Regions from separate parts of the Homo sapiens genome. Here region 2 is linked to region 1. A link is a loop called in an ENCODE intact Hi-C map of the cell type or tissue named here. Cell type or tissue: right lobe of liver. All regions are shown on one strand.

Region 1 (2,500 bases):
TCGAACTCCTGACCTCATGATCCACTCGCCTCGGCCTCCCAAAGTGCTAGGATTGCAGGTGTGAGCCACCGTGCCCAGCCTTATTAATTTTTTTAAAAACAGCTTTCGACTTTCTTTTTCTTCATCGTATAAAATTTGTTTTCTATTTTACAAATTTCTGCTCTTTATAATTTCCTTCTTCTTACTTTCTTTAGGTTTTTTGTTTTGTTTTGTTTTGTTTTTGTTTTTGTTTTTTGAGACAGAGTCTGACTCTGTTGCCCAGGCTGGAGTGCAGTGGTGCGATCTCAGCTCACTGCAGCCTCCACCTCCTGGGTTCAAAGGAATTCTCCTGTCTTAGCCTCCCAAGTAGCTGAGATTGCAGGTGTGTGCCACCACACCCAGATAATTTTTGTATTTTTAGTGGAGATGAGGTTTCACCATGTTGCCCCCAGGCTGATCTTGAACTCCTAACCTCAAGTGATCTACCCGCCTCAGCCTCCCAAAGTGCTGGGACTACAGGCATGAGCCACTGCGCCCAGCTGGGTTCAAAGTGTTTTCTAATTTCCCTTATGATTTCTTCTTTGACCCATGGGCTATTTATAAGTGTATTTTATTTTATTTATTATTTTATTTTATTTTATTTTATTTTATTTTATTTTATTTTATTTTATTTTATTTATTTTAAGACAGACTCTCTGTTGCCCACGCTGCGGTGCAATGGTGCGATCTCAGCTCACTGCCACCTGTGCCTTGCAGGCTCAAGCTATTCTCATGCATCAGCCTCCCGAGTAACTGGGGCTACAGGTGCGTGCCACCACGCCTGGCTAATTTTTGTATTTTTAGTAGAGGTGGGGTTTTGCCATGTTGCCCAAGCTGGTCTGGAATTCCTGAGCTCGAGTGACATGGTATAGGCGTGAACCACCGTGCCCAGCCTTATTTAATTTCTGAATATTTAGTGGTTTCCTAGTATGGCAGTTATCAACACTGCCTCAGCTCCAGATTCACTCTCAGTACCTGTTCTGTTCCATGATAACCGGATCGACGCTAAGCATTTATCCCGTACAGTGAGTACAGTGTTAAGCTTTGTCAGCAGAGGGCACTAGAGGGCTATTGCAGAAACAAAGAGGCTCTCCCGGGTTCCAGTGTGCAGCCTTCGGATTTTTCTAAGGAAACCATGGATGTCAACTATGACCGTGATTAGTTACAAAAATGATCAGTTACAAAAACGAGGACTGTAGCAGCGATGCATATTCTTCTTTGCTTCTTACATGCATGTGTTTATTTGTATGTACTGACCATGTCTTTTGCCTCCCTTTGTTATTTTATGTGCAAATTGTTGGAGGTCAACTTTACAATCTAGTTTTTAGGTAATAGACACAGGTAATAGTTTTTAGGTAATAGTTTTTAGGTAATAGGGATCACGACAAATCTGTGGAGTAATCTAGCCAGCTATGGATACAGTGACTGTTTGGACTGTGTGTCTTATCATTTGGGGGAAGGCTGAGAACTTCACTTTTAGAGAGGAGATATCTTGTTAGTAGGAATGTAGCTACTAAGGGAGTTCAAAATTTGTGTAAAGAGTGCATATGGTAGTGGAGTAGCTGGAAGAATGGTTTCTGCCAGTTACCTATTTTTTGCCTCTCAGCTTCATTATTTACCTACCCTTCGGTGTCTGTTAAGCGATAACTAGACTCGAAGCATTTCTCCCTACAATGAGTACAATGTTAGGCTTTGTCAGCAGAGGACGCTAGAAGGACATTGCAGGAAGGAAAGGGCTTGTCTTCTGGTTCCAGTGCACTCCAGCTAGGGGCCTTGCTCCATCGTCCATCAGCAGGGCACGCCTTGGGAGATCTGCTGGTGTTCCACTCCAGCTGCACACCCAAAGCCGGCACTCCCTTGGCAACTTTGCCGATCTGGTCTAGGCCCCGTGACCAACTTGCTGTGGACTCCTTGTCATGGTTGCCGCTTACTCCAGGCCTTCCACCTGGGGCAGCTCCCTAACTCTGTGCACCTGCCCCCTAGTCTTGGCTTACCTATGCCATGGATGGTTTTCCCCAAAGCCCTCCAGGCATGGACAACGTGCGGTCAAGGCTGTGCCCCAACTTCCTCTGTGCGTCTGCTCACCAATCTGAGTTCTTCTGCATCCCAGAGGGTTGATTCCCATCCTCCATATCCTGTGTGGACACCATGCACTCCAAGCACATGGGGCATTCCAGCTCTTTTGATGCATCTGTCTGACAGCTGGGGCTCACCTGCGACCTGGAAGGTTGTTTCCTAGGGGCCTCCCAATGCGGGTGCTATGTGCTCTGGGCAGGTGGTGTTGCTATGTGCTCTGGGCAGGTGGTGTCCCCATGTGCTCTAAGCACCTGCCTACCAGCCTTAGCTTGCTTTTGGCCTGGAGGGTTGTTTCTTGCCTGGCAACTGTGAAACAGCTCTGGCCTGGGCTAATCAGTGAACTTCACACTGCCCAGTGAGTGGCATGCAGTGAAGTCTGAACCCCTGCCTTGGGGGTGGGGACCCT
Region 2 (2,500 bases), 120 kb after region 1:
TTATTTTATTTTATTTTTTTTTTTTTGAGACAGAGTCTCACTCTGTCGCCAGGCTGGAGTGCAGTGGCACAATCTTGGCTCACTGCAACCTCCGCCTCCCAGGTTCAAACGATTCTCCCGTCTCAGCCTCCTGAGTAGCTGGGATTACAGGTGCGCACCACCACGCCCAGCTAATTTTTGTGCTTTTAGTAGAGTCGGAGTTTTGCCATGTTGGCCAGGCTGGTCTCGAACTCCTGACCTCAAATGATCCTCCTGCCTCAGCCTCCCAAAATGTTGGGATTACAGGTGTGAGCCACCACTCCGGGTAAAAAAATTCTTCATGCTTAGCATGCTGACGCCCTGAATGCGGGATGACGCTGCTTTGCTGGTGTGGGTGCAGATGCGGTATTTCTTTGGTGATCAGTGAGCCTCAGCAGAGTACATGCGTGACAAGGGACACGGTCTGCAGAAAGATTGAGAAACTCACGGTAAACAGCCCTGAGCTACTTACCCTGAGTGACCCACTGCACGTAGGCCCTAGTTGTTCTCAGCCTCGGGCTTTGGGGAACTTTGGCCCCTGGATCTTTCTCTATCGGGTTTTGGTGCTTATCTTTTCTGGGCAGTTTATGCAACAGGCACCCGTTAACAGATGCCCTCCGTGGACAAGTCCATGTTCTTACCTTCGAGGGGCTTGAATTCTAGTGGGAAGTTGGACCCCAACAGAGAAAATGCGCCCCCTGCCCCACTGCCCCACCATGGACTCCTCCCACAATGTTGATTGTTCTGATGGACACTCAGTGGCTATAGGAGCGGCATCTTCCTGAGTGTCTTGTCAGCTGCCCTGAACCGAGGGCCTTGTGTGTTTTCTGTGTCCTGCAGCTGGGCTCAGTGGCCTGTTCCCCCGTGGACTGCCCCATCACCTGTACCTACCCTTTCCACCCTGACGGGGAGTGCTGCCCCGTGTGCCGAGGTGAGTGGGACCAGCTGCCCCACGTGCCAGGTTCCCGGCCAGGCCTCGGCTCTCATGGGCTCCTGTCTCCCCTTCCTCCACAGACTGCAACTACGAGGGAAGGAAGGTGGCGAATGGCCAGGTGTTCACCTTGGATGATGAACCCTGCACCCGGTGCACGTGCCAGGTGAGCTGGGCCTGGGAACCCAGGAGCGGCCCCGCCAGAGGGCAGCTTCTTGCCTTTTGTCCCTTTGCAAAACATGGAGCCCTTTAGCCAGCATAAATCCATCCTCCTGCCATCCTCCGCCTTTAATTAACTGCCAGAATATCTTTGGTTTTGACCATCTCCTCCCTCTGTGGAAGTCCAGAGGGAGAAGTGGTTTCCCAAAGGGGGTCCTGCCATAGCTGGCTTTACCTGTTCTCCAGGCGAGGGCTCAGGCACTGCAGCCTCTGTCCTGGGATCTTTCCGTGGGTCCTGCTGCTGGTGCAAGAGGCCCTTGAGGGCACTGCCCAGGGCAGGCAAGATGCTCTGGGCTTCCTCATGGGGTTCCTTCTGCTTCCCCAGCTGGGAGAGGTGAGCTGTGAGAAGGTTCCCTGCCAGCGGGCCTGTGCCGACCCTGCCCTGCTTCCTGGGGACTGCTGCTCTTCCTGTCCAGGTAAGTGGGTCTCTGGGTCCTGGAGTTTCTCCGCCATCTTCTTCCATTTTACTTTTCTTCCCCGGTACATAGAACTTGTAAAGGGCTGGATAAGAGAAAGCCATGTTCAGAGAGGGAACACGGCTCGCGCAAGGTTGTACAGCTGTGCTGTGGCCTGCTGACCCTCATCCCGTGCTCATGATGCCACACACCATGATGTCTGTTTATTTGCACTCCCTTTTTCTTCTTCTTCTGCTTTTTTTTTTTTTTTTTTTTTTTTTTGAGACTGAGTCTCCCTCTGTCACCCAGGCTGGAGTGCAATGGCGCTATCTCACCTCACTGCAAGCTCCGCCTCCCGGGTTCACGCCATTCTCCTGCCTCAGCCTCCGGAGTAGCTGGGACTACAGGTGCCTGCCACTACGCCTGGCTAATTTTTTTGTATTTTTAGTAGAGATGGGGTTTCACCGTGTTAGCCAGGATGGTCTCGATCTCCTCACCTCGTGATCCGCCCGCCTCAGCCTCCCAAAGTGCTGGGATTACAGGCGTGAGCCACTGCGCCCGGCCTGCACTCCCTTTTTCTTCTTTATCCCCTTTCTTAACCTCTTCCTATGCTTTCTTCTTTATTTTAAATTACAACATGGGAACTGAGTCCGTTTTGCAGAAGAGTAATCTCTAATATGTGTTGAGCACCCACGGTGTGCCGGGACACCTCATGTGTCTACACCCCTGCAATACTCTTGTCATCCTCCTGTGCCAGGTGAGAAAACAGGCCCAGGCAGGTGAAGTGCTGTGCTCAAGATCACATAGCTGATTGGTAGTAGAGCCAGGGTTTCAGACTGGAGTCGATGCTTTTAGATAGGACAGTGGATTGATTCCCAAGAACTGACGCCACTGAACTCCAGCCTGGGCCACAGAGAGACACTGTCTCTAAACAACA

The links. Hi-C counts contacts between places; a loop is a spot of excess contacts. Peaks named below come from ENCODE experiments on the same cell type or tissue, not always from the same donor. Only the 100,000 strongest peaks of a DNase experiment are listed, where the experiment ranks them.
Region 2: it touches region 1 in a loop (2.8-fold over the local background); 51 of 110 quality-filtered maps call a loop at or near these places.

The regions. Positions count from the first base shown.
Region 1 is chr11:61,384,326-61,386,825 of GRCh38, reverse strand. No RefSeq gene overlaps it. Among named protein-coding and RNA genes, the nearest start is that of TMEM216, 7.0 kb to the left of the region's middle. RefSeq lists a silencer at 1,003-1,162. In right lobe of liver, CTCF peaks have their summits at 1,062 (motif pointing right) and 1,720 (motif pointing right); a DNase peak (open chromatin) is centred at 1,065.
Region 2 is chr11:61,263,571-61,266,070 of GRCh38, reverse strand. VWCE (von Willebrand factor C and EGF domains) reads left to right here. Exons shown (of 20, transcript NM_152718.2): 17 at 859-949; 18 at 1,033-1,115; 19 at 1,494-1,584. Among named protein-coding and RNA genes, the nearest start is that of PGA5, 24 kb to the right of the region's middle. In right lobe of liver, a CTCF peak has its summit at 1,142 (motif pointing right); DNase peaks (open chromatin) are centred at 500 and 1,100; H3K27ac peaks cover 1,026 bases.